2 separate regions of the Mus musculus genome follow, and region 2 is linked to region 1. A link is a loop called in an ENCODE intact Hi-C map of the cell type or tissue named here. Cell type or tissue: gastrocnemius. All regions are shown on one strand. Links, peaks and the distances in the headings refer to the core of each region. The heading gives the core; the rest is flanking DNA. Region 1 has its middle 85 kb from the start of Tmem260. Region 2 holds the start of 4930538L07Rik (RIKEN cDNA 4930538L07 gene).

The links. Hi-C counts contacts between places; a loop is a spot of excess contacts. Peaks named below come from ENCODE experiments on the same cell type or tissue, not always from the same donor. Only the 100,000 strongest peaks of a DNase experiment are listed, where the experiment ranks them.
Region 2: it touches region 1 in a loop (6-fold over the local background); 38 of 42 quality-filtered maps call a loop at or near these places.

Annotation. Positions count from the first base shown.
Region 1 is chr14:48,358,340-48,363,717 of GRCm38, reverse strand. No RefSeq gene overlaps it. Among named protein-coding and RNA genes, the nearest start is that of Tmem260, 85 kb to the left of the region's middle. In gastrocnemius, for the core only: a CTCF peak has its summit at 4,741 (motif pointing right); a DNase peak (open chromatin) is centred at 4,725.
Region 2 is chr14:47,752,603-47,757,980 of GRCm38, reverse strand. It overlaps 4930538L07Rik (RIKEN cDNA 4930538L07 gene), which reads left to right and starts at 483. Exons shown (of 2, transcript NR_166788.1): 1 at 483-677; 2 at 794-937. In gastrocnemius, for the core only: no CTCF peak of the experiment used is centred there; no DNase peak of the experiment used is centred there; H3K27ac peaks cover 2,272 bases.

The sequences.
Region 1 (5,378 bases), core at 221-5,220:
CTGTGAACCCAGGTTAGTTGACTCTGTGGGTTTTCTTGACCCCTTTGGCGTCTACAATCCTTCCTCCTTGTCTTCAGCAGGATTCCCTGAGCTCTGCCTGTTGTTTGGCTGTGGGTTTTGCTTCTGTTTCCACCAGCTGTTGGATGAAGTCTTTCCGATGACAATTGAGTTAGGCACCAATCTCTAAGTACAGCAGAATAACATGAAAAATCATTTCATTGACAACTCCCCCTCCTACTAATTTATTATTATTATTATTATTATTACTGCCAGTCGTGTTTGGTTCTGTCCTAGGTCTCTGGGCTTTCCAGCCTGTGGGGCCCGGTCCTCTGGGCAGTGTCAGGCACACGCTCCCTCTCATGCTGTGAGTCTCAGTCTTTGGTTGGCCACTCCCACAATGTCTGTGTCACATTTACCCTGGCATATCTTGTAGTCAGGACAAATTGTAAGTCGAAGGTTTTGTCGCTGGGTTGGCGTCCCAGTCCCTCCACTGGAATTCTGTCTTGGCTGATTACAGGAGATGGGCATTGTGAGCTCAGCATCCCCCTTTGCTATGAATGCTGGGAGTATCCCATTACAGGCTGGCCCCTGAGGAAGGAGAGCCTGCACAGATACCTGATAAATATGTAGACTTGCTACTTTTCCTACTTGTTAATAGCTGTCTATAATTAAAATGGTGACCACCATCCATCTCTGTTTCTACTGTAGACGAGAGCTCAATAATCTGATATAAAACTCAAAATCATTTTTAAAAAAATTTTAAGTTTTTTTTCAATTTTGTATTGCTTTGCGAGCTTCACATTTGTGCCCAGGTCTCTCTCACCTCCCTGTTCCCTCATATCTACCCTTCACCCTTGCAACCTCCCCTGCACAAGAAAATAAAAATCAAACAAAAACAAACAAGACAAAGCATAGACAGTATTTGCTGTAGCAGTTGTGTCCCAGTGTGTCCCACAGTATACCCCTCTGTCCACAGTTCTTCATTTGCAAGTGTTTATTTCAGTGAGCCATTGGTCTGGTTCGAGGCCTCCCTCTGGCTTCTGTGACATCATCAATATTGGATCCTCACCAGGACTCTTTCCGGCTATCATGTTGTTGTCCTGGGTCATTGGAGATCCTGCAGCTTTGCTTCAGCAGGACTGGCACTTTCACATGCTCCAACAGTTCACAGATGATGTAAATTTTGGGATGGGAGAACTCAAAGCTCTGGATCTGGGCCTGGATGGTAGCTGACCTGGTCAGCCAGCTGGTTCTCCTGCATCGGCAACACGAGGGCAAGCTCTACAGCATTGCTCAGGCTAGCCCGCTCAATGCCGCCTCCGGCAGGAGGCAAGGTCGGTTCTCCTGCCCTTAGGCATGCTCACCCCCACACTCGCACTGCCAGAGTCAGTGCTACCCAGTTGAGATACAGGGCCCACTCTCCCAAGTGCTGCAATAGGTGAGTGGTGGGTTTCTATTCCCCCTCCCTCCTCCCCCTCCCCCTCCCCCATTGGGCTGGCTCGTCCACCCTCAAACAACCAGGGCCAGCTCCTCTCTGTGGCCCAGGTGAGACACAGGGTCCACTCTCCCAGTGTTGCCGCTGGTGAGAGGTGGGGCCAGCTCTCCAGTGTGCCATAGTCAGTGAGGGGCAGGGCCAGTTCTACACAGCCCTTGGACATTTATGTAACCCCAGTCAGCTGTCCAGGCCAGGGCATCCCTATGGTCACTAGTGGCAATAAGAGCCACAAACATTGATACCTGACCCCTGCTGCTACATGGTCACGGACTCATACATGGCCCTGAGTAGCAGCACGGGCTGGAATTCACCATGGCCTCACGTGTTGGGCCGGCTACTCACAAGGAGCTACTCCTTTCCATCCTTGTGTCTCCAGTTCCATTTCTCTTCATTACGTTCAAGCTGTTCAGCTTTTCTTTCTCTCCTGTCTGTCCATCACATCCTTACAAATTGCCGTGGCTCCCACTGAGGGCGGGCCACGTGGCTGGTGGACCACTGGATGATCTCCTCTACCCACTTGCGGAGGCAAGTGGGCCTCTAGATGTCTACAGCCCACCCGTGCGCTATTGTGGTATAGTGGGGGTGTCTCTGGACATCTTCCCCTCCTTGCACTGCATCGAAAGGGGGCAGGTGAGCCTCTGTATGTCTTCAGCCTCTCTCACAAAATCGTTTTTAATGTAAATAAAGTTATTCCAAAATGTTTCAAGCACCTGATAAAATTCAGTAGACATCCCATAGCTCTTCAACTTGTTTTAATATTTCACATCAATAAATCACCTTCCCTAATCCATTAATGTCTCCTTGTGCTGACACAGAAGTTCTTCATCCTGGCTGCATGTTAAAAATCACCCAAGGAGGATTAACAACCCTGACTCAGAAGAAGCCAAATCCAAGAGACTACATCACCATCTCTAGCAGTGGGATTGTGACCTCAGTAGTTTCTCCTTCAGTGGGCTGCTGGGAGTCTAACTGGGTCAGCAGGTGGAACCTATGTGATAGATAAAGAGACACCAGATGCTTCACAAAGTAAAGAGACACAGACGTTTGCCAGGCATTCCGGCCCAAGAACCATTGTTCTCCATCTGAGACACAGGAGCCTTCAGCAGTGAGTTCCCATTTCTCGAACCCCAGGCACCACAAGGACCCAGCGCTCTCCAGAGAGGGGGCCTCCTGGAAAGCTAAACTTGAGAGAAAAGAATGGGCCATTGTCTTCCACACAGAGTCCCATGTGAACAGCACACCGTGGAAAGATTTTGAAATAGCTAGGTGATATCAGGCAGGTGCTCCGTGTCCAACGTTAGTCTCCCAAGTGACCAGCCTAAGCCGGCCAGGTTTCCATTTCTCCTCTGCTCAGGGGTTTTGTCCCCAGTCTGTCAGCACAGAAAATTGCTGGTGGGTGTCTTGTTTCATGAAGTGGGCAGGAGAACTACAGAGGGTGTGTGCTGCTCGGTACTTTGAGCGCTATTTGGCCCAGATTGAATAAACCTTTGCACAAAGCTGCCCTATCTCTGGTGAACTATGCCACCCACAGGAAGCGGCGAAGGCACCAGCTGAGTTTTCCAAATGCCTCCGTGAAGGCTCCGAAGGGCAGTATTTTCAGTAAATGAGACTACATTGGTGTAGCTTCTGAATATAAAATCAGAGAAATTGATGCTTTGTTTTGTTTTCTTCGTCACGATGGAAGCTTGCTGCTTAAAACATGATTTTTTTCCCTTGAACATGACTAACAGAATCATAAGTTCAAAAGTAAAATTTAAATTTGGACAATTAGAATCGTTCGATCTATGTCAGAGAAATGACAACCTGCCTAATTGAGAGAAAATTCTCCTTCAAGAGAGGAGATATTTGTCAACACACAGGCCCATACATGGGACAAGATGGTCACCATGGCTACAAATGGATTTCTTGTTTTGACCAGAAAGTGACAAACCTCTTATCTCTACAGCTTTGTTTTCTTAGATTATCCAATACTTTCACTTCTCTGAAAACAGGCTCTGCTAGAAACATCTCTCGGAGAAGGTAAGGATTAGTTATGGCTTTAACAGGTCTACACATCACTTGCCTGCCCATATGATCTTTAGACCTAGACTATCCTCACGAGACCATTTCAATGTGTCTCATCTCTATGGTTGTTGGAAGATGTCAAATTTCTTGGGATGCTGGGAAGTTACAGTCTTTTATTCCGAAATATGCAAAGACTCCCTGGTAACACAGGTAGATTTTCAAATTTGCAAGTTTCCTTTGTGTAAAGGAATATAATTTTCAAATATTTATTTAAAAATAATTATTTTTTAACATTTACCATGCATGTGCATCTCTGTGTATGTGTGGGAGTGGATGCATGTATACACATGTGCCATTTGTGTAGGAGTCAGAGCACAACTTGCAGGAACCAGTTTTTTCCTTCTACCATGTAGGTTCCAAGGATCTAATCTTGGCCTTCAGGTTTGGCAACAAGTGTCTTTACCCACCGAACCATCTCATCCCAAATCAATATTTTAGCCCTCTGAGAATCTGTCGTAATTTTCTTAACATAGTTACACAGACTACGTACAAAGACTCTCCCAATATTTTATTTCAGAAGGGCCTTTAATACATTTACCGGGTGTGGTGGGAGATCCCAAATGTAAATTCTGGTTTCTTTGCAACCAGAGGTTTATACTTTTATTGGACAGGATTCTGGCAGCACCCCCTCCAAAGTAGTTTGGGTAGACTTTAAAGGAAGGGGAGAGCGCAGGCAAGAGGGCAGAGAATGGGGCTGAGAGTAAGAAAGGTAGCTAAGGAAGGAGCTAGAAAAGAAAAAGAGGAGAGAATGCAAGTAGGAAGGAGGGCAGGGCAGACATCTTGCGCTGGTGCATGGTGGATTCCTTAAACTCACCACTGAGCAGGATGCGTGGTTTTTTTTGGAGAAGGGAGTTTGTTGCAACAGCATCCAGGATCTTCTGAGTGACCATACTCCAGATATTCTGCTAGAACACAGTTGTTCACACATTCGAGGCTATATACCATGGCATTGGGATGCAGACGTAGAGGGCTAGGCCGATAACCCCACAAACCAACAAGTGAAGAGAAGAGCCAGGCACGGAGCACGGGCACTGTTTGCCTCCGAGCGGGCAGCATCTTTTTGGGGTTTTAGGCAAGGATTGACCTCAGTGGTGAGATTTTCGTAGCACTCCGAGGCAGCCGTGAGAATCCCATATTCTAGCCGTGGCTTTTAGTACCTGTGGCACTGTCTTTGGTCAAAAGATGGCAGCAATGTTCAACTGCTTCTTGAGATGCAGGGCAGCGGGAAGAGCTGCTGACAGCTAAAGGTTAATGGAGAAGGGAAAGGTATCCCTGAGGACTGCATATGCACTTTCCACCCAGATCATTTATCACAATATTGGAAGTATTAAAAGTATCACAGTTCACTTTAAACCGGTTCAAGTGTAAAAATTATTCATTCATTCATTTGCCGGTGTACAGATCTGAGTGTTCATTAATTTCCCAGGTGTTGAGTCCCTGACAGATCCTATCAATGATGGCTGACAGTGCTTGTCAGCAAAAACAGACATAGTCCTAGTTCCCATTAAGTATAGAGTCCAGTGTATGGATGGAATGGAGGTGGAAAGCATGGAAATTAACTTGTAACAATTAAAAGAATATCGTTAATAGTAATTTAAAACTTTCTGTTTCTGAAATATTTAAAAATATTCAAGTTTGGGCTAGAGAGATTGCCCAGTGGTTAAGAACACTGGCTCCTGTTCCAGAGGACCCAGCACTACATAGTGGCTCACAACCACCATCTTCCAGGGGATCTGATGTGGTCTTCTGACTTCTGTGGGTTCCAGGCATACAAATGGTGCATATGCATAAATACAGGCAAAACACTCATGCACACAAA
Region 2 (5,378 bases), core at 208-5,207, 610 kb after region 1:
GGAGACAGGGGCTGAGGAGATGCTGTGTCTGCATTTAGAAGGCCTGTGGGGACCATCAACCCATAGTCCTGCTGTCTACCAAGACAGAGAAACCAGACCCGGCTGAGTAATCTGTAGTTAATTCTGGACGCAGCTCCCGACAAAACAGCAGGCAGACACCCTGGCACCAAAGATACGACCAAGAAAATGTTGAAGACATGTCTCTGTTTACAAGTCTGTGGTCCCCAAAGAACCCTTTAATAAAAAGTCTTCGATTCCATTGCATCAGTGTGCTATAGCCTTGGTTGTCCCTAGAAATAAAGATGTGGCTTTCTTATGTTCATCCATTGTGCAAAGAAGTGGTACTCCAGATGGAGGAAGGGGATTCTTCTTCCAGAAGAATCTAGACTCTGGAACCTAAGAGTCTTTTGATTCTAGAAGCCCCTGCATGGGGACTGTTCTGTCCACAAGGCTCTAAATCTATTCTGTATCCTTTAGAGACCAGACAAGGGTAGGTAGCCAAACAACCCAGAGAAGAGATTGGCATTAGAGTTAGCAGAGGATGAAGAAAGAGACCCAGGGCTTGGGCAGTGGGGCCTTAGAGCTCAGCCTGCTTCTGAGAAGCTTTTCCATGTAGAAACTGGGGTTTAAATCTCAGACATGCTGGGATTTCACCCCATTTACTTCCTGCTGTTCTAGTAAGTTCTTCTCAGAGGCAATTGCTTCAGGAGATGCCCCAAGCTCTCTTCAGAGGGCCTGGTTCCCACAGAACTCCTCTGATGGCCAAACTGACTGCTTGAGATTTGTTTTTCAGGTGAATTGGGTACTGTGGGTCACTTGCTCTGATCAAAGACCTTTTCCATCTTTCTCTGAACATTGAAGACCTGTTCCAACCAAGCCTAAGGAGACTAAAGTCATGGACTCTTCCTTCCTCAAATAAAGCCACTTCTTTCATACACTTGCAGAGACCTGGAGTGCAGACTCCAGACCTTTGTTACAGATGGCTCTTCTTCATGTTTTCACTATAACATCTGCAGAAGAACTTAGGGACATTTTCTAAACTCCAAAAGCATGCATTGGGTTTTCAAGATTCATGAGCTCATAAAATCTTAGGTTATGTCATGGTTGTTCACAAGCCAATTGAAAGGGATCCAAAATATATGCCTCTAGTAACCCCATGGCTTTTCACTATGAGATGTCTCCACAGCCAGAGGTCAGTAGATGGCTAACCAACTAGCTAAGGAGGGGCAGTGTCATGAGATGTCTCACTCTTGGCGGTCCCCTAACCCGGTAGGTAGGCTCCAAGTTCCGATTTTTATTTCTGCCTGTTGACAAAAATACTCAGCTGCCTGGAACTCATCTGTGAAGGATCTTGCAGGAACTTGGCAGTCACATTAGAGCAAAGGAACGCATCCAGAGTGATTAGAATGGAAAGTTATGGCCATAATTGTCTAATACACTAATTCACGGCAGGGATTTGAGATCCCCGGGGGACTGAGTCACCATTTAGCATATTAGGATGGAAAAACACAAAGCTCGCCCGCCCAAAGGGATTTGGATCTTGTTGACACGATGCCCTGTGAAGACTGAGAGCACGCCTTCCAGTGTGCAGATGAAGGAGAAGTGAGGCTACCAAACCAGCACTGGGTAAGCACTGGACGAAAGGTTGTAGCTAGGTATCATTATGGTTGTCTGCTGCTGGATTCTCTATCCCATACAATCTTACTGTGAAGATACTGATATTAAAGCCCCATGCAGAGCTCTGGGGGCCTGCTTCCTAGCCTGATGAATGAGTCATCTTCTCTTAAAGCTGAAAGGTATAGGACAGAAGTCTTGAGGAAGAACTCAGATAAAACTTCACTCTGGATACTGAAGTCCATGCTCATGATGCCTACTCTGGGTTCCTCTAACACATGGGGAGCCAACGCTTAGGAACATAAGAGTGTGCTGGTGAAAGAGGAGGGGTAGTCAGGAAAGGGAGGGAATGACTACACCTCGATGCCTCATTGTGCTGTCTATTGCCCAAAAAGTCTCAAGGAGACAGATGCAGCTTTGTTATTGGTGAATACACCAGCTTAGTGGCACAGGTCATCTCTGGCCAGACTGTGGAGAAGGAAAATGTATGTTAAGACTGTTCCTCCAAGAGAAGACTAGAGAGAGAATTAATTTACCCATCTTCAGTCTTGTTGACCAATTTCCGAGTTACATCAAATGTCCCATTACTCTATAGAAGTCAGGATCCCACATCCTGTGGCGTGATGCTCATTCATGTCCAGAAGATAGCAGGAGCAAAGACCCGGAGAGTCAGCTTGGCCATCAGCTTCCTATCAGAGCCATGTCAGAATTAGTATTCATGGCCAAGTTAGTGCAAGGCTTGAATCTTGCAGACAGATGAGGGCAAGAGAATGAGGGTACCTGAGATGTACCAGGTGAATGACAGGATCCTGAGATATACCAGATGAATGACAGGATATTTGGCCAAAGGGAAACCATTTCCCCTCCATCCCAGACAGCTTCCCTCAACATAGCTGTCTTCAACTTTTAACCTATCACAGGGATGGACATATCTGAAGAATAGGAAGAAAAAGCTCCTATACTTGGGCCTCTATAAGTGACTGATGGTTGCTTTCATGTTGCTGTGATAAACACCAGCTTAGGGGACATCAGCTTCCAATTCCAAGCAATTGTCCATCACCAAGGGACACTGAACCTGGAGCAGAAACCATGGCCTTTGCCATCAGATGATCATCTGTCAGCTCAGACTATTGGGCACAGAGGCTGGATCATGAGGCCAGAAAAGATGGGAAAGGATCCACTGTTAACCACCCATCGTCCTTGCCCTTAACAGAAATCCTGGGAGAAGAGGGTAAAAATAAAGGGTGGATCTCACAATCCTGAGAAAACAAATAATCCAAGGTAAGGAGAGCCACCTACATTCAGATGTTGTCTCCCATGGGCAACCCAGTAATGATGCCTGCTCATTGGTTTAGGGCCCAGACATATCCAACAAAATACAGCGGCTACTCTAGGATTCCATATTCACAGCCTGTGGTGGTTTGAATAGGAACGGTCCCCATAGACTCTGGTGTTTGAATGCTTGGCCATAGAGAGTGGCACTATTAGGAGAGTGGCACATGTTGGAGTAGGTGTGGCCTTGTTGGAGAAGTGCATCCCTGTGGGGGTGGGCCTTAGGGTCAAAGAAGCTCAAGCCTGGCCAGTTTGTCTCACTCTCCTCCTGCTTCTTGCAGATCACATTGCAGAATTCTCAGTTCCCTTTCTAGCACCACATCTGCCTGCATGCCACCACACGGCTCACCATGATGACAGTGGACTAAACCTCAGAAACTGTAACCCAGACCCAGTTAAATCTTTTCCTTTGTAAGAGTTGCCATGGTCATGGTGTCTCTTTACAACAATGAGATCCTAACTAAGACACAGCCTCTGGCTCAGACTGCCAAGATGTGTTGTTTGTGTTTCACTCCTCGGGAGTCTAAACCTCACCCAGCTGCTCACTCAGTCCTTTTAAACAGGAACAAATGCCAATGTACACACACACACCTTCCCCACCCTTACCACAGGCCTCTCTCAGCCTCATTCTGCCTTTCCAGGAAACAGGACCTGGGGGGCAGTGTCTTTGCCCTAAGATGGATCTAAGGCTTCCCCAGAGCCTTCTGACGTTCTCATAGTTGTCCGTCACTCCATCACTTGAGGCCAGCCTGCCTTTGGGGAACTTGAAGGAGACTGTAGTCTTGGGGTGTGTTATAGGGCAGGAGAATGCAGGTTCTTCCTATTGGGGTTCATTCAGACTTACCTGTGTTTTCTATCAGTATCATCCAAACCTGGAACTTAGCTCTTTAACCATGTGATCTTTCCTCTAAAACAGCTTCGACATCAAAGCACAAGTTTATACGTCACAGGAAAGATTTGTCTTGTGTGATTGTCCATTCTTTCTAGTTCTATTAGTAATGAAGTCAGCCTTAGATTCCTTCAGGTATATTGAGTGTGGGAACTCAATAATAGAATAATAGTGTGCACCAAGGCACCATCCCTAGCCTCACTGAGTTCCCGGAACCTCCCTGTGCTAGATAAACTTCTGCTGTTGGTGGAAATCTTGGAAGAGCAAAGAAAGGAAAGTCTGTGCTTTGTAAGTTAGGAAGAACCCAGAGGAAGTTACAAATGAGTCAATGCATACCAGCTCTAACAGAAAGCTGTGCCTCTCCCTGCCAAGGGAGGAGTGAGTAACCTGAGACACCCTGCCGACGGCCAGTGCTCCACTGCATTCTCTCCTTCTCTGCTTGCTCCAACACAGACTCAAAAGAGGCTGTCCTTGGGCTACTAGAACTATATGGTGAAACATGATAACCAAAAGCAAGTTGGGGAAGAAAGAGTTTATTTGGCTTCTTCAATATTTTTCACACAAGAGTTCATTACTGAAGGAAGTCAAGGCAGGAAGTCAAATAGGATGAAACCTGGAGGCAGGAGCTGATGCAGACGCCATGGAGGGGCGCTGCTTACTCGCTTGCTTCCCATGGCTTGCACAACCTTCTTTCTTATAGAACCCAGGACCACTAGCCTAAGGATGGCACCACCCACAATGAGCTGGGCCCTCCCTGAATCAATCACTAATTTAAAAAATGCCCTACAGCTGGATCTCATGGAAGGTATTTTCCCAACTGAGGTTCCCTCCTTTCTGATGTTGCTGTGTTAAGCTGACCTAAAACTAGAGATGTTCATCTTAGGTGACTCTAGACTGTGTAAAATTGATGAATAAACCTAACTAGAACAGTTATTTGGGGAGAAGCAGGAGTTCTCAAGATAAAAATATGGGGCCACTATGCAAGCCCTGAGGCAACTGCAAGCCCTGAGGCAAGAGAGGCAACTGAGAGCAAGCTGAGCTTACGGTTCTTGGAGGCGCAGGCAAGGCTGAGCCACTTCATAAACAAATCCAAACTTTTTGTAAAAGCCACTCTTCCCTTGGGCAGAACAGCCTGTTGTGGATCAGATGTCAGTGGCCCCTAATTTCTACCCACCCCTCAATGGGAGGTGTTAAGAAACGGTGGCTTTGGGATGGGCCTGGTGGCACACACCTCTAATCCCAGCACTTGGGAGGCAGAGGCAAATGGAACTCTGTGAGTTTGAAGCCTGATCTACAGAGCAAGGTCTGGGACAGCCAAGGCTACGTAGAAAGATCCTATGTCAAATAACAAAGCAAAAACAATTAAAAAGCAAAGCAAAAGATGACGTGTGGGTCATGGGATGGGAGTTGGTCGTGGTAGCTGAGCCCTCCTCAGTGGGATTAGTACCCTGTGAAAGGGGTGAGTGCTCTCTCTTTTACCACACAAAGAGAAGTGGGCTGGGAAATCCATCTTCTTGGATACAAGAAGCAGGCCATCTACAAT